Regions from separate parts of the Mus musculus genome. Here region 1 is linked to region 2. Evidence: chromatin loops called from intact Hi-C (ENCODE). Cell type or tissue: left cerebral cortex. All regions are shown on one strand. Links, peaks and the distances in the headings refer to the core of each region. The heading gives the core; the rest is flanking DNA. Region 1 overlaps Gm53062 (a long non-coding RNA gene). Region 2 overlaps Smap1 (small ArfGAP 1).

Region 1 (11,647 bases), core at 2,628-10,627, 84 kb before region 2:
CGTTCTCTCTCCTTCCCTCCTGTCGGGTCCAGCACCACTTAGGAAACTACTGTCTAGTGGTTTTTAGACTTGAAAGCATGCCTAGAGTCGGGGGTCACTAGTGTCGGGGGTAAAGGTGATTGAAAATGCATTGCTTGAGCTCTGGGGGCAGGAGAGGAGGAGCCCCATTACAGCTCCTTGAAAGAGTGGGATGACCCAGGCACTCACACCTAGATCATGCAGTCCTGTCCTCAACATTGACCACTTCATTTCTCGCCGTCTCTGCTGACTGCCTTCTCCATATTTCTGTCTTCCTCAGAGTTTCCGGATGATGTAAATCCAGTTACCAAAGAAAAAGGTGGACCCAAGGGCCCGGAGCCTACACGATATGGAGACTGGGAACGGAAGGGACGCTGCATTGACTTTTAAGTCACGCACTCTCACAACTGCAGAATCATTACCTGAACTGTTTACTTCAAGTTGTTTTCTTTTTCTGTGTCCTTTAAGTGTGTAATTTCCATCGTATGTCCTAAAATGCATGTGACAGCTTTGAATAGCAAATGCTGCTATAGATGAGGAATGTGGAAACGCTTCCATTAGCATCTTAACCTCACCTTAAGTGTGTCAGGGCAGAGTCTGGGATGAGAGCATCAAGTCTTTGCCACGATCTTTTTGTCATTTATTTAATCAGTTGCTTATAAAATACATGTGTAAATAAAGACCTCTTGAAATTTTTCTTTAGATTTATTATTTTATTTTTATAAGTATGAGTGAGTTTTTTTCTGTATGTAAGTATGTGCTTGGAGCCCATGAAGGCCAGAAGAAAGCATTATACCCCCCTGGAACTGGAGTTGTGGGTGGTTGTGAGCCACCCTGGTTGCTGGGAACTGAACCCAGGACCTCTGCAAGAGCAATAGATGTCAAGACCTCTGTGCCATCTCTTCCCCTCCTCCCCACCCCCAAGAGCTGGTACTGTTATTTTAGACTATGTTTACATAGGTATGTCTGTGTGTACATACACGTGAGTGCAGTTGCCCTCACAGGCCAGAAGAGGGTGGCAGATTTTTCTGGGGCTGGGGTTCTGGGCTGGTGTGAGCCTCCTGTCCTGGGTTGCCACGAACCAAGCTCAGGTCTTCCGTAAAGCTGTTCTCTCTCTTAACCACAGAGCTGTCTCCCCAGCCCCAGTAAAGTGGCTTTTACACAATCATTTCTAAGACTAGGTGTGCTGGTTAGTTTGAGTCACGTTTCTGTAGGCTAGAGTCATCTTGGAAGAGGGAACCTCAGTTAATATAATGCTTCTATCAGACTGGCCTGTAGGCAAGTCTGTAGAGCGGTTTCCTGACTAATGACCGATGTGGGAGGCCTAGCCTGCTGTGGGCAGTGCCACCATTGGTTAGCTGGTCCTGGATTGTATACAAACGCACGTTGAATTAGCCACAGGGAGCAAGCCACTAAACGGCTTTCCTCTGTTTCAGGTCCTGCCTCGAGGAACTGCCCTTACTGCCTCGATTTCCCTTTGTGATGGACTTTTACATCTGTGTAATCTGTGAGATGGAATAAACCCTTCCCTCCTGCCAAGTGGCTTCTAGTACATGTTTTATTAAAGCAACAGGAACCAAATTGGGACACTCAAAGAATTGTGTATACATGTGCTGTGTGTACGTGTGTACATGCATGTGTGCATGTATGTGGGCCTAAGCACAGAGGTCAGAGGAGAGCTGTGGAGGTTAGTTCTCTCCTTCAGCATAGGTTCCAAGGATGGAGCACTAAGGACCTCAAGCTCATGCAGTCAGCTTTTCCCCAGTAAGTCACCTCCCAGGCCTCATAGTGACTTTAAGTGTAGGTTAAACAATACAGTAGAGTTCATGAAGGCCACAGTAATGAGACAGACTACTTCATTTGAAGCCAAATGAGCTAAATCCAGTCCTGCCCCCACTCCTTGCTGTCTATGTAATCCTGAACATGTTACTCAATGTCTTTGTACATCTGTATCCTTTTGTGTAAATGGGAGATGATAGTAGTTGGCAGGACACTTGAGTAGATTAAATAAATGAATCTGTCTTAGTTAGGGTTTTACTGCTGTGAACAGACACCATGACCAAGGCAAGTCTTATAAAAACAACATTTAATTGAGCTTACAGGCTCAGAGGTTCAGTCCATTATCATCAAGGTGGGAGCATGGCAGCATCCAGGCAGGCATGGCACAGGCAGAGCTGAGAGTTCTATGTCTTCATCCAAAGGCAGCTAGTGGAAGACTGACTTCCAGGCAACTAGGGTGAGGATCTTAAGCCCACACCCACAGTGACACACCTACTCCAACCAGGTCACACCTATTCCAACAAGGCCACACCTCCAAATGGTGCCACTCCCTGGTCCAAGAATATCCAAACCATCACAGAATCCATTCATATTACAGTTCCTGAGAGAAAACCACGGGGGAGAGGGGTGTGTTTGTGTGCGTGCACAAAGACAGAGAAGTTATGAAGAACTACAGGAGCAGGTTCATTCTCCACTGTGTAGATTCCTGGGATGGAACTCAGGTCGTCAGACTTTTAGCAGCAAGCACCTTTAGCCACTGAGCCACCTCACCCTGAGGCAGAGTTTGGGGAAAGCCTGGACAGTATAGTAAGAACCTATCCCCTTCCAAGCAAACAAGAATCCCTTTCTGAGGCACCCTTGTAGATGTCCACAGACAGTTTCAGCGTGCACGCCATTCACAGCAGAGCAAAAGGCATGGCTTTCCTTGCGTTCACTATTCTGAACCCTGAATGGATTTTTCCAGATCACTAGGCCTTCCTGTGGGAATGATCAAGAAAAGCGAAATTCGAAATATATGAACTAAATTACTTTGATATATTCACATGAAAGAATCATTAGTTTAAAACAGTGATAATTTGGGTGGGCAGAATGAAATGTGTATTGGTAAGACAGCAAGTTAGAAAAGCAGGGGGAGAAGTTTCTGTTGAGTTCATCTTGATAACTCGACAGCTCCTATCCCATCGATACCTGGGCCAGACCCACTACACACCTCAGGCATCTTTTCTGTGGCGCTGAGGCTAGGCCTGCAGCCCCCTGGCTATGCTTAGAAAGAAAGGGTGTGCAGAGCTGATAAACACTGCGGACAGACAGACAGACAGACAGACAGACTGACAGTGCAGTGGGCTGATCATTAAATGATGTCAACTGTAAGTGCGGTTTGATAGAGGCGTTGCTGAAATCATTGAAGACGATAAACTTTTTAAAGTTTTAAATGTATTTTATTGTATGTGTATGAGTATTTTGCTTGCATGTATGTATGCACACCATATGCATGCCCGGTGCCTGAGGAGGTCAGAAAGGGGCACTTCATTCCCTGGAACTGGAATTATAGATGGCTGTGAGCTGCCAGGTGGGTGCTGAGAATCAAACCCAGGTCCCCTGCAAGACCAACAGGTGCTGTGAACGTCTGAGCCAACTCTCTGGCCAATGGAAGATCATTATTAAACTAACTGTGACCAGAGGCTAATTTTTGTGTTAATTAAACTCGATTTGCTTTTGTCACCTATGAGCCAACGTTAGTTCCTTTCTTTAAAAAAGGTATTTCTATTTCATGTGTGTTGCTGTTACCTGCATGTGTCTGGGAGCCCCGTGTGCATGCAGTGGCCTTGGAGACCAGAAGAGGTGGCAGAGGTCCAGATACCGGAGGTCCAAATGCTTGTGAGCCACGGGCAACATTTGTTCTCTTTCTTGTTGTTTCTGCTAAGTAAAAATATTTTGAAAATATCCTGTAATTTAGTCAACCAAATTAGTGAACATTTATTAAATTAACATTTTGAAAAATACTATGTTAAATTAGTTTTGAATTATTAGTTGAATTGACCATAAGAAATCAAAACTGTGCTGGTCTAGACTACTTAGCACAACATGTGAGAAAAGAGTTTATATACTTCAATAACGTGTATAATATACAGTAAATGAGAGTCATTCCATTTATCCCAGGAGGCATTTTCTCAGTTGAGGCTCCCTCCTCTCAGACAGCTCTAGCTTATGTGAGGTTTACATAAAACTAGTCAGTACAGTGGGCATTCATCCTTTTTTCTCTCCTGGCTCCTAACTGGATCCAGTGTGACCAGCTGCGCTGTGCTTCTGTGGCTGTGGTTTCCACCATGATGAACTGTGAAACCATACGTCTAAATAAACCCATCCTCCCTTACATTGCTTTTATCGATATCTTACCACCTTAGTAGGAAGAGTGACAAATACACAGGGCTATTCATGTAGCCCCTCCCACTTCTACCCTCATTAGGCTATGTCACTGACTGCCCAGAATTTTATTTGAACTGTGCTCCTGTCCAAGGCTCTGTGTATCCAGTCTTCCGTGCCTTCACTCTCATTCATTGATATCAGACCAACCTGCTATAGGAGGTATGAAGGTCCTCATGTTCAAAGATAAGCACAAGGGGACCTGAAGTGTTTCCCAAAAGGCTGTCCCTTCAAGGGAAGGAATTCTTTTTTTTTTTTTTTTTTTTTTTGCTTTTCTTGTTTGTTTATTTCCTAATTAGTTTTCAAAGTTAGGATATAGGTTTAATAAATATACTTAAAATTTATTAGCATGCGGTAATTATACACTGTGACCTTCATCCTGACATCTTCATTCATGGATACAATGTAGCTTGATCTTTATCCTCTCTGCCATCTATTGTCCTACCAAGCTCACAGGTGCCTTCCATCATCTCTATTCCTACTTTCTCTGCTTTCCTTTTATTTTTTTAATATATTTTTTATTACATATTTTCCTCAATTACATTTCCAATGCTATCCCAAAAGTCCCCCATACCTTCTCCCCCACTCCCCTACCCACCCATTCCCACTTTTTGGCCCTGGCATTACCCTGTACTGAGGCATATAAAGTTTGCGTGTCCAATGGGCCTCTCTTTCCAGTAATGGCCGACTAGGCCATCTTTTGATACATATGCAGCTAGAGTCAAGAGCTCCGGGGTACAGGTTAGTTCATAATGTTGCACCTACAGGGTTGCAAATCTCTTTAGCTCCTTGGTTGCTTTCTCTAGCTCCTCCATTGGGGGCCCTGTGATCCATCCAATAGCTGACTGTGAGCATCCACTTCTGTGTTTGCTAGGCCCCGGCCTAGTCTCACAAGAGACAGCTATATCAGGGTCCTTTCAGCCAACGCTTGATAGTGTATGCAATGGTGTCATCCTTTGGAGGCTAATTATGGGATGGATCCCTGGATATGGCAGTCTCTAGATGGTCCATCCTTTCGTCTCAGCTCCAAACTTTGTCTCTGTAACTCCTTCCATGGGTGATTGTTTCCAATTCTAAGAAGGGGCAAAGTGTCCACACTTTGGTCTTCATTCTTCTTCAGTTTCATGTGTTTTACAAACTGTCTCTTATATCTCAGGTATCCTAAGTTTCTGGGCTAATATCCACTTATCAGTGAGTACATATCATTTGAGTTCTTTTGTGATTGTGTTACCTCACTCAGGATAATGCCCTCCAGGTCCAACCATTTGCCTAGGAATTTCATAAATTCATTCTTTTTAATAGCTGAGTAGTACTCCATTGTGTAAATGTACCACATTTTTTGTATCCATTTCTCTGTTGAGGGACATCTGGGTTCTTTCCAGCTTCTGGCTATTATAAATAAGGCTACTATGAACATAGTGGAGCATGTGTCCTTCTTACTGGTTGGAACATCTTCTGGATATATGCCCAGGAGAGGTATTGCGAGATCCTCCGGTAGTACTGTGTCCAAATTTCTGAGGAACCGCCAGACTGATTTCCAGAGTGGTTGTACAAGCTTGCAATCCCACCAACAATGGAGGAGTGTTCTTCTTTCTCCACATCCTCGCCAGCATCTGCTGTCACCTGAATTTTTGATCTTAGCCATTCTGACTGGTGTGAGATGGAATCTCAAGGTTGTTTTGATTTGCATTTCTCTGATGATTAAGGATGCTGAGCATTTTTTCAGGTGCTTCTCAGCCATTCGGTATTCCTCAGGTGAGAATTCTTTGTTTAGCTCTGAGCTCCATTTTTTAATGGGGTTATTTGATTTTTCTGGAGTCCACCTTCTTGAGTTCTTTGTATATATTGGATATTAGTCCCCTATCTGATTTAGGATATGTAAATATCCTTTCCCAATCAGTTGGTGGCCTTTTTGTCTTATTGACGGTGTCTTTTGCCTTGCAGAAGCTTTGCAGTTTCATGAGGTCCCATTTGTCAATTCTCAATCTTACAGCACAAGCCATTGCTGTTCTATTCAGGAATTTTTCCCCTGTGCCCATATCTTCGAGGCTTTTCCCCACTTTCTCCTCTATAAGTTTCAGTGTCTGGTTTTATGTGGAGTTCCTTGATCCACTTAGATTTGACCTTAGTACAAGGAGATAGGAATGGATCATTTCACATTCTTCTACATGATAACCACCAGTTGTGCCAGCACCATTTGTTGAAAATGCTGTCTTTCTTCCACTGGATGGTTTTAGCTCCCTTGTCAAAGATCAAGTGACCATAGGTGTGTGGGTTCATTTCTGGGTCTTCAATTCTATTCCATTGGTCTACTTGTCTGTCACTATACCAGTACCATGCAGTTTTTATCACAATTGCTCTGTAGTAAAGCTTTAGGTCAGGCATGGTGATTCCACCAGAGGTTCTTTTATCCTTGAGAAGAGTTTTTGCTATCCTAGGTTTTTTGTTATTCCAGATGAATTTGCAGATTGCTCTTTCTAATTCATTGAAGAATTGAAATTTTGATGGGTATTGCATTGAATCTGTAGATTGCTTTTGGCAAGATAGCCATTTTTACAATGTTTATCCTGCCAATCCATGAGCATGGGAGATCTTTCCATCTTCTGAGATCTTCTTTAATTTCTTTCTTCAGAGACTTGAAGTTTTTATCATACAGATCTTTCACTTCCTTAGTTAGAGTCACGCCAAGATATTTTATATTATTTGTGACTCTTGAGAAGGCTGTTGTTTCCCTAATTTCTTTCTCAGCCTGTTTATCCTTTGTATAGAGAAAGGCCATTGACTTGTTTGAGTTAATTTTATATCCAGCTACTTCACCGAAGCTGTTTATCAGGCTTAGGAGTTCTCTGGTGGAATTTTTAGAGTCACTTATATATACTATCATATCATCTGCAAATAATGATATTTTGACTTCATCTTTTCCAATTTGTATCCCAAGGGAAGGAATTCTATACCTGTCATCCACCCAGAGACCTGGGAGTGGACAAGCGTTCTACGCTAGTGCTGTTTATGCCGAGACCACATCGGAGCCTTCCCCAGAGCCCGATCATAAGCTCGCTTTTCTCACTTAGTCTCTAAGTCCCATCTTTATGTCATATGTTGTCCATCTGTGGAACCTATCTTTAAGCTGTCAGATGGACTTTACAAAGCGTTTCCCTGTCGTCACGTCCGATTCTTATTTAGCTTCCTTTGTTCCTCAAAGAGGTTTCTGCATGCTTTATTGGGCACACAGGATTGAATTCATTATCACCAGAAAAAAAAAATCATCAAAATTTGCTGGGCTTAAATATGCCTAAAATAAGCGACTCGGGGTCAGACTCGGAAGTTTGAGTCAACACCGGCTCCTGAGTTTGATAGGCTGAGCTGCCTTCTCCCCTCCCACTGGTCAGTCATCACTCGCTGACCCTGGACATCACAGAGACCCTTACAACTAACCCCCGCCCCCAATCTGGATAGTTCACAGATGTTTCCCCCAATAAAACTCAGTTTTCATCCTGTCTTGCCATCTGTTTCTTAGAGAACCCAAATTAACATTCATAAATTACAAAGAACAGTTTATAGTAGAAAATGTAGCACAAAGCATATGGCTATTTGTAGCAAAATCACAATTTAAGTAATTTCAGGTTCCTTGCAGGACCTCAATACAGTCATAAGCCAATGCTTTAGGTTTAAGACATAAACCTGGGTATCTTTTCTTATTTACTACTTCCATTGAACTAAGTTATGCCCAGCTTTTTTATTTATTTTGAAATCTGCTGCTATGCTAACCAAGGACCAGAATATAATAGTACCTATTATTGAACTTGTAACAACAAATCTGAAAGCATGTTCTTTTACTAATGTCTTTAATAAACTCCAACTCAGGCTGGTGAGATGGCTCAGCGGTTAAGTATACTGACTGTTCTTCCAACGGTCCTGAGTTCAAATCCCAGCAACCACATGGTGGCTCACAACCATCTCATAATGAGATCTGATTCCCTCTTCTGGAGTGTCTGAAGACAGCTACAGTGTACTTACATGTAATAATAAATAAATCTTTAAAAATAAAAATAAAGATAAACTCATACTGGTTGGTCTTGAAATTATTTTGTGTGGAGAAGTGATTAATCTTGATTTCTCTGGGTTCAGACGCCTAAAAGATGACAGGAACTCCTCGGGGAGCTGCCAACGAAAAGCTGGAGATGTACTTCCCTCCGCCCCTGATGTCGCTGCCAACCTCTTTAAGGTTGTAAAGGATTCTAAGCCTCGGCTAAGGTCACAGCCCATCCAACACTTTGATTTCAGCCAGGTGAGGCCTGGAAGAGCAGCTTGGTTCCATTTTGCTTGTGGAAACATTAATTTATCTTGCTGTGTGATGTTAATTTCCCATGCAAAAATGAAAACTAATTCAAGTTGCTATCACTGCAGCCTTGACCTTGTCTCTAGATAAATATTCGGGTTAGCTTTTAAGTGCTGTGTTCTACCTAGCCTAGATCCACCACATTCTAACCTGAGTCTGTGTGTGTGTGTGTGTACTTGTGTGTATGTATATACAAAATTCCCTCTGAAAAAATGCCATTCTGAAAAGGCTCATGCCATTCTGAGTTAAAATAAATGGAGTCCTACTACCTATTACTTCAGAGTGAATTCCTTCCCTATGTAGCCTCCCATGCCTGTGAGCCAATGCCTACTTATTTACCATTGTGGTTTTGTACAAAGTGGTAAATCTACTGGGCTTAACTTCCTTCATCTCCTCACAGCCTGAGTCTCCATCACCAACTAGAAAGGTAAGTTTGTTTCCTTTCCCTACAGTGGTTCCCAGAAACTGTCACCCAGCCCTGATATCCTACACCTGAAGTTGGCATCTCAGAGCTGAGCCATTGGGCCTGTCAGTAATATCAGATAATCTTTTCACTCAAAAGGACATTTTGACAGCATCTATATTGACAGTTGTTTTGATTTAGAAATATCGGTACTTTAAAACTTTTATATTGCCCTACACATGTGTTGTCTTAATTCTTTTTTGCAAATTTACTAATGAAATTATTTTGTCTAGTAAGTGTTTTTCAAAATATGACTCAGAATCTTTTTAGAATTATTAGTCTATTTCTGGGAAGGGGTGTGTGAAAAGGCATGCATGCCATGTGGAGGTCAGAGGACAAATTGCAGAAATAGTTTTTTCCCACCCACCAGTCAGGTTGCCTGGCTTACCTGCAGTGTCTTTAACCACAGAGCCATCTCATTGATCCGGGCTCTCCTGAGATTTTTAACACCAATATGAAAAAGTAAGTACTACCTGGAGTCAGGTCACATGATGTGTACCTGTAGTCCCTGAGAACACAGGATTGCTAGAGCCTTTGAGTATGGGAATAGCCCGGATGATGTCATAAGGCTCTGTCTCAAATGAACCAACACATATACAGATATAGGCAATAGCCTAGGAAGAGGAGGGTGGACCAGGTCTCATGAGGGTGGACTAGGTCTGGCGAATGCCCTGTATGAGAGAAGTAAAAAGCTCTGGAGGAGACCTGGAGGGACTAATTGGACTAACTGGACTCTGCATTGTTCTAAGAACATAAATTGTCACAAAACATTCACCTACATTTTCGGTAAGTAAGCCAAGAATTTCACACAGTCTGAAACTGACCCCACTTATTTAAGATATTATTTTATGGATGTGGGTGTTTGTCTGTATGCATGTACACTATTCTTGTACCTGGTACCCACAGAGGTCAGAAGAGGGCATCAGATCTCCTGAAACTGGAGTTACAGCCAGTTGCAAGCTGGGTAAGTTGGGTGCTGAGAACTAAACCCAGGATCTCTGAAAGAATAACAAGCACTTTTAACTGCTGGGTGACTTTTCTGGCTTGTGGGAGCACACATGATGTTTGGAGAGAGTATAAATAGGACTCAGTAGACAGTGGCAGGGCACTTCCACAGCTAGCCGTGCAACATTTCCTCGGTCTTGCATCTTTGCTGATGTTCACTTTGTTGAGAGAGGCATGGCAGAGAACTTCTCCTGGCATCCCAGCTGGTCCTGGTCACTCTCTCTCCCGATGACTTGTGCAGATTTAGCAGCGGCCTGGCATCATCATCTGGATCTGCTGGATCATCATCTCCCCACCTCCCCTAACTGCTGATTCCTGTTTGGTGAGACTTTTGAACTGGACTATTGGAATCCTGACACTACTGAATTGGACTGCTGGTATCCTGACAAACAGAAATTGGAATCGCCCCAAGGAACCCCAAGGAAGATGTAAACAAGTCCACATCCCCTTGTCCTATTTACCATTTTTTCTCCCCTACCCTTGGACAGTGGGCTAGAAGGTCAAAGCAGTTGAGAACCCTTACTAAGGTAGTTCCTGGGTATTTCTGTGTCTCTGTCTTTAAGAGCTAGACTAATAGGTAGATTACCACCCTTACCTGACATATATGTGGGCTTCTTGGGATCTGAACTCCGGTCCTCATGATGGTATCACAAGTGCATTCTTAACCACTGAGCAATCTTCCCACCTCCCCACACCACCACCATTACAATTTTTGGATAGAAGCTATTTCCTTGTTGGTCTCCATAGGAGGTAAGGGAGGGCTAGAAAAAAAAAATAATAACCACTCTCTGTAGGTAAGTCCCTAAGGGACTATGGCCAGGGAAAACTCAGTATTTTTTCTTGTCAGTTATAAAAAAAACTTTTTAAAATGCTCCATTTCTGCTCAAATTCATTTGATATCACCACTATGATTTTCCTCAGTTTTAAAGCTAGAATCTGTCTACAATTTTTAAGTTCCATAAATAGCAACCTCCTACTTAGATCCCAAATGGAAACCTATGTATACTGCTCTGTCATCAAGCCATCTTGACACAGATGCACAGAGGAAAAAGTCCAAGAAATAAGGAAAAATAGACAAACTATATCTATAAAGGTTATATACATTTTGATGATATAACTAATTATCAATAAAATATTGTCAAACCACTTTTATTTTAATTTTTTTCAAAAAAAATTCCCCTTAAAACAAATAGATAAGGCTGTAGGATGTTAACTTTTGTAGCCACCTCAAATACAAAGCCATTAATCAGTCTTAGCAATTGTGCTGACTAGTTTTATCAAGCTTGAGTCATCAGAGAGGGGTAGACCTCAATTGAGACCTTCCTAATATCAGGCTGCAGATAAGCCTGTAGGGCATTTTCTTAATTAGTGATTAATGGGGAGTACCCAGCCCATTGTGGGCAGTGCCACCTCTGAGCTGTGGTCCTGAATTCTGTAAGAAAGCAGGCTGAGCAAGCCTTGGGGAACAAGCCAGTAAGCAGCACCCCTCCATGGTCTTTGCATCGGTTCTTGCCTCCAGGTCCTTCCCCGTTTGAGTTCCTGTCTTGGCGGGCCTCCCTCAGTGGACTGTGACTCAGGATATATATATCCAAAAAGGAAGCCTATCCCCCACAAGGTGC
Region 2 (11,647 bases), core at 2,698-10,697:
CTGATGCGAGGTAGAAACCCAGCAAAGCACTGGTGACATGCACAGTCAGGAGTCAGACATAGAGCTCACTGAAGGACTGAGAGTCATGGGACTGGAGTACGCACCCTCTTCCCCCATTCCTCATTACCAAAGACTTATTTTCAGCATTCTTTTTTATCAATCATTAACAAAAATGATATGGTACTGGAAAATGTATCTGTGGATACAATAGTTATATAATATTTCAAGTGAATTTGCTTAAAACACAGGTATAACAATATACAAATATACCACTAAATTATAGTGGTCAAGTTGAATAAACTTACCTAATATTTACTAAATTCTTTTAATTCAAAAAGTCTTGTAGACGAGGCTCTCAGTCCCAGTTAGAACCATAACCAAGGAGCAAATTCTTAGTGTGCCATGGTTTATTTCTGACCTGCTGGAGAGTGAATCTAGGGCTTTGCTCATGTTAAAGCAGGCCGTCTTACTACAGCCGATGCTCTTAGCTCAGGAACTGATGTTTTTGTTTTTGTTTTTTGTTTTTTCTAGACAGGGTTTCTCTGTGTAGCTCTGGCTGCCCTGGAACTCACTCTGTAGATCAGACTGGACTTGGACTCAAAGATCCACATGCCTCTGCCTCCTGAGTGAGCGTGTTGGCTCTTTGTGATAAGTCCTCATCATTTTAGGAGCTGTGTCAAGAGAAGTTTTAGGAAGTGCTCTATGTTTGTTAGACCATGTTAAGATGTAGTAATTGATGTTCTTCTGATTTTATTTTGCCGTCATCCTCTTTAAAGAAGATAACAAAAGTGTATCCTGAAAATATACCAGAGCCTCTGTAGTTTACCACTGCTATGGATGTGTTCCGGGTTATTTAAAGAAGAAAGCTTGCCTTCTTTACCTGTGGGTTTTGGATCCATGGATCTAACCAACAGCAGATGAGAGAGTTTTTTTCCTTTTTAAAAATGTATATGTGTGGGCTAAACATGTAGACTTTTTTCATTATCAGTTTATAAAAAATGTAGGTTAATGACCATGTAGATGACTTTGTATGGTGTGGAGCATAAGTAATCTAGAAATAATTTGAAAGATGCAGGAGACTGTATGTAAATTATATGCAAATATGCTATTATCATCCATGGATTATAACATCTACTGTGTGGGAGGAGGAGGGTTATAATCAACCCCTGGTGAACACATTTCACAGATACTTTCTGAACGCCTAGTATTATGTAGGATATGAGTGCTGATGGCTGTGCCAAGTGAAGGTGTGTAAGTTAGGTGAATTCTGGTCTCAAGACTGTTACTTAGGGCTTTCACTGGGCATTTGTTTTACCCTTCCTTTCCCTCCCCCTTCCCTCTCTCCCCCCTTCCTTTCCAGTCTCCTCTCCTTCCTTGCCTTCTTTCTCTTCTTCTTCCTCCTCCTCCTCATCACCCTTCTCCTCATACTCTGTTTACCTAGACCAGGGTGGTCTTAACTCTCAAGTGACTGTATTACATGTGTGTGCCACCATGCCTTTTTTTTTTTTTTTTAAATGAGAAGAAGGGAGTCTTGGCCCATTTGAGTAAGTCCTTGGACATCTTCTTCTGTATTCACTCCCACTGTAATCTCATCTAGTGTCTGGATTTTGGCTGTCATACTTGCCTTTGGACCATGACTATAGGTATGCATCTATAGTCAACACGACCCAAGAAAGTGTGCTTCTATTGATTGAGAGGCCACAGAGGAGTGGATGCTTTCTGGCTTCCTCCCTATGGCGCCACCCACAATGGGCCGGTCCCTCCCACATCCGTCAGTAATTACAGAATTGTTTTATAGGCTTGTCTACAGCCTGACCTTTTGGAGGCATTTTCTTAATTGGGATTCCCTCTTGTCAGATGACTCTAGCCTGGGTCAAGTTGACATAAACTAACCACCATAGAGTTCTTTTTTTTAATTTTTACTTTTTGTTCTTCTCTCATGACTGAGAGAACACCCTTCTTCCACGCTTCTCAGACTACCCTCCCCAGCCCCAGACCCACTCCTCTTTTCCCGCCACAAAAGAACAGGCCTCCCGGGGTTAAAAACCGAATGTGGCATAACAAGTTTCAGTAAGACTAATTAGGTGCACATCCTTATATCAAGGCTGAATGAAGGAACCCAGGAGGAGGAAAAGGGTCCCAAACACAGGCAAAGAGTCAGAGACAGCCCCTTCTTCCACTGTTTGTAGTCCCACAAGACCACGAAGCTACACAACCATAACATATATGCAGGAGACCTAGTTCAGACCCATGCTGACTCCATGATTGTCCCTGTAGTCTCTGCAGCACAAGGTTCTTAACTATAAAGAAACCAAATGGAGTTTTTAGTTTTCCATCTTCCAAGTACAGAAGAAGGCACACCAGAAGTTCAGTGCAATAGACCATGGGCAGATCAGCAGAATTATCGGTGGCCTTTGCCTTAGCAGCTGCATCACAATGAGTGGAACACACACAGCTTGGCCTGGAGAGAACAAGATTCCTTAGACAGCCATTTAAAAATGAACCCCTCCCCCATCGTCAGATGAACAAGGTGAATCAGCTTATGAGGGAATAGAGTCCGAGTGTTCTGAAATATGAGGGAACAATTAGGAGATGATGTCATTTGCTGAGAAAAAGGCCAATACCGAGCTGTAGGAAACTTAAGGTTATTCTCTGTACTGAATATTTGCGACTGGTAAGTATTTTTAAATACTCTAAGGGTATTTAAAAATAATCTGTCCCTGACTGCTAAAAAAAATCTAAGCTTATAAATATTCATGATAGCAAAGCTTTATGTGTATATTTAAATTTCCACAGAATAAAATCTGAAGTGTATGTTCATGTGTATCAAATTTAAAACTATTTGATCTATATTTACTGTAGTGATGGGACTAGCTAATATTCCCCTCATTAATATGCTAGCTGGCTGACCTGTTCCCAGTCTGCTATTGGGTTTTCATGTTTTTGATAAGATTCTTTGATTTGATTGAAGAAATGATTATTTTGCTATTATATATTTTCACCATAGTTTTATGGTTAGAAAAGTTTAGTGTCCTTATTGGTCATTTCTGTTCTTTTGTGAGCTGTCCTTCAGTGGGAGGGAGAAAGCTTCATAGTTTTGTCTTGGTTACTCAGTCAGACCAAGAGAATAGAAAATTCTAGACAGCTTTTATTAGACTGGGCATGCTAGGCTCTAGCCATCTAGTCCTGTATTCTACTCATTTTAGGCTATGAATAGGAAGCAGTGGTATATTTGGGATATTGTTTGGTGTCTGATCTATATTGTAGTTATGAAATTATAGGAAGCTTAGAGGTGTCTGGTCTGATCTCTCCATATGAGACAGAGATATACCTGCTCTTGCTGACCTGCCAAAACTGTGGAGTAGTGAGGTAACATGCAGATTAACACGCTCCATGGAACCTTCATAAAAATGATAACTCAGCTTCGAGATTCTTTTCCTTTTCTTTATCCATTTTGTTTTTTTAGTTTTCATTGTACATAGTACTAAAGGAGGTAAGTTTTGGATGTTGATAACTTCGTCAAATTTCAAATGACATCATTTGAAAAAAAAGGTATTATAATGCGTCCTAACTTTATACAACTGTTTAGTTATTTTGTTAAAATATGAATCAGACAATAATGTAAAATCTTTCAAAATTTGATTCCTTTTTTATGATGGCTGCAGTGTTATCAAAGCAAATGGTTAGCTCACTCAATAAACTTGTAAACAGTGTAGAACATACTTAAAAGTATTTAGCTCAGTGGTAGAGCACTATTTGCCTAGTGTGCAGAGACTTGGACTCAGTCCTCAGCACCACACAGAACCAAAAACTACCAAAGAAAAACAACAATAACAACAAAAAAGGAAAGCTTGTATGTCTAGAGGGAAATTTTACAAAACGTTGATAGAATATCTTGAAGGGGCAAAGAAAAAAACAAAGGCTATAATGTACTTGCTTACCCACTTGTAGTTTTTAAAATTGTTTTAAAGTTAACATAGGAAGTAATAGATTTCATTATTTTACTTTTTGCACCTTTATGTCATTGTCCTTTTTTTCTCATTAATTTCTTCATCACACCTGCCCCTTTCTTTCCCTAGTCTTTTTTGCTTTCATGTTCCCCATTATTTCCATACCCCCAAGCCTTCTTCCTTCTTCCTTCGAGGGTCATCTTTTTGCTTTCATGCCCTACAGGAAGAAAGACACACATAAACACATAAACTCATAGACACACTGTCTAACTGATTGATATGTACTGTTCTGTTCGCTCCCCATTTAATTAATTTATTTCCTGATGATTATTCTTGCTATTTACTGCTTCTGCGTGTGGGATTTTCTTGGTTTTGTTAGATCTTGAGCTCATTAGGTTAGTTGTTTGAGATTTTTTCATGTAAGCTCTTATAGCTATCAGCTTTCCTCTTACTACTGTGTAAGCTATACCAAAGGCTCTGATACGTTATGACTTCATTTTCATTTGGTTCTAGGACCTTTACATCCCTTTTTGAGCATCGGCAGTGAATTGATAGGGCTCTGTTAGAATTGAGAGGCCAGTTAGTTTGATGGTGAGAACAGAGTCTTCACTGCTTGGCTGTTGGCTCTGATTGATTTTTCTTTCTTCTCCTTTCCCTTCTCTTTCTCCCCCTCTTTTCTGCCTTTTCTTCATTTTCCCTTTCTTCCCGCTTGTTTAAACTCTGAACTGTAGTGTCATTCATTACATCTGTGATGAAACCCATATTACAGGGTATGGAGGAGCTTATGAAGTAATGTCTAGTAAATATTTTGGTAGAAGAGTAAGGCTTTGTAATTATGCTCATTTTATACTATAGAGACAGTCATGAGTTATATCTAATTTATGAGTTATGTCTTAGGGTGTGCAAGAATACTTTATGGAAGGTTCAAGAAAAGTAATCATTTTACAGAATAAAAATTGTTTTTCTATTCTCTAGAATAGATATTGATTAGAGATTATGCAGCAGAAGCCTGGCTGTGGTGGTTTGAATGAAGACCCCCCTCTAGTAGTAGGCGCATGTTTGGATACTTGCTCTCCAGTTGAAACAGGCAGGGCATTAGCAGAGTATATTCTGCCTGTATGTATAGGAAGTGTTGGGTAAGCATGCAATGTTACTGATTAGATTTTGGGAGAGGGCTTTTAATTGAAAAGTTGATTTTTGACAAGGCATATGATCAAACTTAACTGAGAGTTGGGCAGAGTTGGTTCAGGAAGGGAGAGCTCCAGGAGCAGATGTGCATTCCTCCAGAGACAGGCCTGCCTCAGGAGAGAGGAGAGACCGAGGCTGCTTGCTTTTGGGGAGTCATTAGCAGAAATGAATGTGCCAGAGCCATAACTACTGGACTAACTAGATGCTTGTCTGACTTAGAGGCTAGATGGCCACGTTTAGCAAGGAGGGAAGAGAACCATGGAAGACATCTGAATCAGAAGTCGCAAGACAGAAGGAATTTGAAAAGGCAATCTTCTTAGGAAAATTAAATATAATAGGATATAGAGGAAATTAAGAGTTCATTTTATTTTATTTTTGTAATTTTTAGTTGATATAAAATTATTTTCTGAGATGAGCATAGTGGTGCATGTACAAGCTAGAGGCAGGTGGTATGTAAGCACCGTTTCTCAAATACTAAATATGCCTTTGTCAGTTTTAGCACCTTTTCAAAATTTCATTTATTTTCTTGTGTTTAATTTACTTTTAAAAACAAATGTTTATTTTGTGTTGGAATTTAGATAATTTTCTATCTAGAAAATGGTTTGTCATTTATTTTTAAGCTGAGGAAATAATTGTGTGTGTGTGTGTGTGTGTGTGTGTATCCCTTGAAAGATGATTTCACCTTTTATATATTTTGTTTTGTTTTGGGGATGATAGTTAACTAGAATAAACAGTTAAAATGTACAAAACTAGGGTTTTAGGGATATTATTCAATTGTCAATATACCTTTAATAAAATATACATTCATTTTTAGAACAAAGTACAATACCTTTTGTGTAAGTGAATATCTGATTGATTGATTGATTTCTCACAGTAGAACTTAAACATTTAAGAGTATTGTGGTGTAATGTATGCCCTCTGCTGGTGAAAATGTATTATTGCTAACTAAACAAAATCACTTTAGTAATTCCTTTGAGTGGAATAATATTTTGTAACTTAAGAGTGATTATAAAATAGAATTTGGGAAAAATACCCTTCCTGTTTAAAAGGGATATGTTCTTTTTGCATAATAAATTATATAATAAATTGTTTTGTTTAAAGTAGTGCCCTGGTTGAGAAGTACTCACCTACTGTACTGATGATTGTTACTGCATTGTGGCCATGTATGTGCGAGCATGAGTGTGCGTGCCTCTGTGTGTGTGTGTGTGTGTGTGTGTGTGTGTGTAGTGGTGAATTTCTCTGTGGAAGCTACTATCTTTATCTACCTATTTAACTGATTTTAAACATTCAGTTTGTTTCATTAGCTACATTTCAAGATTTAATAGCTATGTTTAGCCAAGAACTGTGATTCTTGTCAATGCAGACTGTATAGCCTGTATTTAATATCACAGAAATCTTAAAAGATATTTAAACTGTAAAATTTTTATATTTTCATTTTATTGAGGCAGGGTTTCATTGGGGCCCTGGCTGGCCATAGTGAACTGATCATATAGTGGAGTCTGGCCTTGAACTTCTGATGGACTTTTTTACTTCCCTACCATTGCTCTTACTCTGCCTCCAGCATTTTCCCATTTCAAATTTCATATAAGGGTTATAATTTTCATGAAAGCACTGTTCTTAAACTAGTAATGAATTGGTTTATTTGAAATATATTCTTATCAGTGAGTACATATTGTGTGAGTTCTTTTGTGATTGGGTTACCTCACTCAGTATGATGCCCTCCAGGTCCATCCATTTGCCTAGGAATTTCATAAATTCATTCTTTTTAATAGCTGAGTAGTACTCCATTGTGTAAATGTACCACATTTTCTGTATCCATTCCTCTGTTGAGGGGCATCTGGGTTCTTTCTAGCTTCTGGCTATTATAAATAAGGCTGCTATGAACATAGTGGAGCATGTGTCCTTCTTACCGGTTGGAATATCTTCTGGATATATGCCCGATAAGTGGATATTAGCCCAGAAACTTAGAATACCCAAGATATAAGATACAATTTGCTAAACGCATGAAACTCAAGAAGAACGAAGACCAGAGTGTGGACACTTTGCCCCTTCTTAGAATTGGGAACAAAACACCTATGGAAGGAGTTACAGAGACAAAGTTTGTAGCTGAGACGAAAGGATGGGGACCATCTAGAGACTGCCATATCCGGGGATCCATCCCATAATCAGCTTCCAAACGCTCACACCATTGCATACACTAGCAAAATTTTGCTGAAAGGACCCAGATATGGCTGTCTCTTGTGAGACTATGTTGGGGCCTAGCAAACATAGAAGTGGATGCTCACAGTCAGCTATTGGATGGATCACAGGGCCCCCAATGGAGGAGCTAGAGAAAGTACCCAAGGAACTAAAGAGATCTGCAACCCTATAGGTGGAACAACAATATGAACTAACCAGTACCCCTCGGAGCTCGTGTCTCTAGCTGCATATGTATCCGAAGATGGCCTAGTCGGCCATCAGTGGAAAGAGAGGCTCATTGGTCGTGCAGTTTATATGCCTCAGTACAGGGGAACGCCAGGGCCAAGAAGTGGGAGTGGGTGGGTGGGGGAGTGGATGGGGGAGCGTGTGGGGGACTTTTGGGATAGCACTGGAAATGTAAATGAAATAAATACCTAATAAAAATATATTTTTTCACATATAACACTTTCTCCATAAATAATGATGAACTAAAGGGTTTTTGTTATTTTTTATTTTTGGAGGGTTTATTTTTGGTAGGATAGAAGATGGTTAAAATTTTGTGGTACTACGCAGTTTACTTCAGCTTACATGTATTTACTGCTAAACTATTACAGTTTTCTCAGTATAAAGTATTGAGTATTTCTAGCATATGGCTTCTTTGTTACAGATATTTGAGCTAGAAAATAATTAGTGATTATAGTTGAGGTAAAAGCTACTTTTTCTTTTTGGTAGGTTTGGAATGGAAAGAAGTGTGAGTCAGTACATAGAGACCTTTACGATAGAGTGAATGTTGTATAGTCTGTATTCAGTTGGTTAAAAAAGTCATAGACAGTTGATCCAGTTTCTGGTGACGGTGACAGTGACATTTTATAAAACTCTGGGCTATCACAACCAGGAGGACATTCACCAGTGACTGAGGTTTACTTATTACACTCAGATGTGTGTGTATAATATATATAACATGTAATATATGTATCTGTATACAGCTTTTTTATGTGTGTAGCTTCATAGATGTGCGTCTCATATGAAGATATGGAAGAGTTACACCATCTTAAGGACCTTAGTCACCCTCTCATAAATACACAAACCTTTCTCCCAGGGTTTTTTTTCCCCACATTCCTAACTTCGGCAGCCTTGGGTTTCTTTTCCACTTCAGTGTTTTATTTCATTTTAAAATGTTGTAGTTTAAACTTTAAAATAGAGAGATTGCTCATTTGCCAAGAGTGTGCACTGCTCTTGAATAGAATTTGTCTTCAGTTCCCAGCACTCAGGTTGCCTGGCTCATGTAAACACATGCACACAAAAACAGACACACTGTGCTGCTTAGTTTTTGTCACCCTGATACAAGCCTAGACACTCTTGGGAAGAAGGAATCTTAGTTAAGGAGCTGCTTCCATCAGATGGGCCTGTGGGGCCTGTGGGGCCTGTGGGGCCTGTGGGTGTGTCTTTGAGACATTGATTGTTACTTGATGCGTAGAACTCAGATCACTGAGAGATGCAAGTGGTCCTGGAGTGAGTGATAATTGTAGCTAAGAAGGCCATGAAGAATAAAGCAGTAAGCAGTGTTTGTTCTCCATGACTTCCGCTTCAAGCTTCTGTCTTGGTTCTTGCCCTGCCCTTTCTCTGAGATGGACTGTAACTTGTAAGCTGAATCTTCTAGCCATGGCGTTTATCACAACAGGAAGCAGACTGAAGTTCCATTTCTGTGTTAAATGTCCAACAGTACAATTTGCTGACTTTTATGGTAATTGCAAACCTAAACTGCCTTTAATTTTTTTATAATCATTTTGTATTCCTATTTGTTACAGTTTAAACTTGAGATACCCTCTCCAGGCTCATATCTGAATGGCTGACCAGTTGGCACTAGTTTGAGAGGCTCTAGAAAGTTGGAAGTGGGGCCTAGCTGGAAGAAGTAGGCCTTAGGGGGTATGTCCTGGAGTTATATTTTTCCTCTTGTCTTCTGCGATGTGAGCAGTTGTCTTCTGTCAATACTCTCATGACTGTGATGCCCTGCTCCATCTCATTCCATGTAACGTATGAACCACACCCTCTGGATGTGTGAGCTGAGATAGTTCCTTACTCTGCTGGCATCTATGTCAGATTTTTTTTAACAGATGCAGAAGTAACTTGCAAACTACTAATGTGATTTTTTTTTTTCTGTTTTTATCTGTTTTGTTAAATGTGTAGTGCTAATTTGAAAGTTTTTTACTTTTTACTTATTTATTTATCTTTTTGAGAGGTCTTTCTCTCTAGCCTTTCCTGGCTAAACTTGTTATGTAAGCCAAAATGCCCTCAGCCTACTGATTACTGAGATGGCAGGTGCGTGTGGCGCACGTACGTGTGCGTGAGATACATCTGGCTCGTGATACTCACTTGGATTTGTATTTTCATCAAGTCTGCTGTCAGATGCATTTCATGTGCTCATTCCTGCTTTATCACCTATCCAGGATATTTCTGCCAGTTCCATTCTGCCCAGTGTATTTGGAGTTTCAGGTGTTAGAACTCGAGTCATTTAAGAGTCTGATTTGTTCTTTATGTACCCAGTGGAGATAGGCTCTTGTTGAACATGTTTTAGTCTTTCCTACAACCCAGTAACTCAGTGATAGTAATGCTCCTGACCCTGCCTGCTTCTGTCCCCAGTATAAATCACATTGATTGCCTTCTTTTCACTCCATAGAATTTAATGACTGCTAATTTTTTTTTTTATCAGTTCTGGACACAACTAAATACTATTTTTTTTTTTTTTAAATTTGAGACAAGGTTTTGTTATGTAACCCAATTTGGCCGAAGTTTTATCTTTGTGCTGTAGCCTAGATACTTTTCCTAGAAGTAAACTAAGTTCATTGTAAGGCTCTTAATTAGGTTTTTTTTTGTTGTTTTTTTTTTTTTTTTTTTTTTTTTTTTTGATTTTTCGAGACAGGGTTTCTCTGTGTAGCTCTGGCTGTCCTGGAACTCACTCTGTAGATCAGGCTGGCCTCGAACTCAGAAATCCACCTGCTTCTGCCTCCCAAGTGCTGGGATTAAAGGCGTGCGCCACCACGCCCGGCGTTCTTTTTTTTTTTTTTTATTAGATATTTTCTTTATTTACATTTCAAATGCTATCCCGAAAGTCCCCTATACCCTCCCTCCCCCCACTCCCCTACCCACCCACTCCCACTTCTTGGCCCTGGCCTTCCCCTGTACTGGGGCATATAAAGTTTGCAAGACCAAGCGGCCTCTCTTTCCAGTGATGGCTGACTAGGCCATCTTCTGCTACATATGCAGCTAGAGACACGAGCTCTGGGGGTACTGGTTAGTTCATATTGTTGTTCCTCCTATAGGGTTGCAGACCCCTTCAGCTCCTTGGGTACTTTCTCTAGCTCCTCCATTGGGGACCCTGTGTTCTATTCAATAGATGACTGTGAGCATCCACTTCTGTATTTGCCAGGCACTGGCATAGCCTCACAAGAGACAGCTACATCAGGGTCCTTTCAGCAAAATCTTGCTGGCATGTGCAATAATGTCTACATTTGTTGGCTGGTTATGGGATGAATCCCCGGGTAGGGTAGTCTCAGGATGGTCCATCCTTTCGTCTTAGCTCCAAACTTTGTCTCTGTAACTCCTTCCATGGTTATTTTGTTCCCTATTCTAAGGAGGAATGAAGTATCCACACGTTGGTCTTCCTTCTTCTTAATTTTCTTGTGTTTTGCAAATTGTATCTTGGGTATTCTAAGTTTCTGTGCTAATAATCCATATATCAGTGAGTGCATATCATGTGCGTTCTTTTGTGATTGAGTTACCTCACTCAGGATGATATTCTCCAGATCCATCCATTTGCCCAAGAATTTCATAAATTCATTGTTTTTAATAGCTGAGTAGTACCCCATTGTGTAAATGTACCACATTTTCTGTATCCATTTCTCTGTTGAGGGACATCTGGGTTCTTTCCAGCTTCTGGCTATTATAAATAAGGCTGCTATGAACATAGTGGAGCATGTGTCCTTATTACCAGTTGGACCATCTTCTGGGTATATGCCCAGGAGAGATATTGCTGGATCTTCCAGTAGTACTATGTCCAATTTTCTGAGGAACCTCCAGACTGACTTCCAGAGTGATTGTATGCCATTTCTTGATAGCTAATCTCTTCAGGAATGCTGCTTTCTGTATTTGGCTTGCCTTTTAAGTTGTATTTGTCATTTTGATAAATTCATTGTATTTATATACACTGAAATGGTATTCAGTGTTTTGATCTAGTAGCAACAGACATGGCAAGAACTTTTAAATGTTTTCTTTTTACTGAAATTTGCCTGTCTCTTAAGTTCCTTGAAGATAATAGTTAAATTTAGGTTTAT

Evidence for each region. Peaks named below come from ENCODE experiments on the same cell type or tissue, not always from the same donor. Only the 100,000 strongest peaks of a DNase experiment are listed, where the experiment ranks them.
Region 1: a loop joins it to region 2, with 8 times the contacts of the local background. A loop is called at or near these places in 1 of 42 quality-filtered maps.

Annotation. Positions count from the first base shown.
Region 1 is chr1:23,985,012-23,996,658 of GRCm38, reverse strand. Gm53062 (a long non-coding RNA gene) reads right to left here. Exons shown (of 5, transcript XR_865295.2): 4 at 3,586-3,717. It overlaps Sdhaf4 (succinate dehydrogenase complex assembly factor 4), which reads left to right. Exons shown (of 3, transcript NM_026503.3): 3 at 299-720. The coding sequence ends at 408. Among named protein-coding and RNA genes, the nearest start is that of Gm53062, 13 kb to the right of the region's middle. In left cerebral cortex, for the core only: no CTCF peak of the experiment used is centred there; a DNase peak (open chromatin) is centred at 7,372.
Region 2 is chr1:23,900,690-23,912,336 of GRCm38, reverse strand. The region is part of intron 1 of Smap1 (small ArfGAP 1); the gene reads left to right. Among named protein-coding and RNA genes, the nearest start is that of Smap1, 16 kb to the left of the region's middle. In left cerebral cortex, for the core only: a CTCF peak has its summit at 6,074 (motif pointing left); no DNase peak of the experiment used is centred there.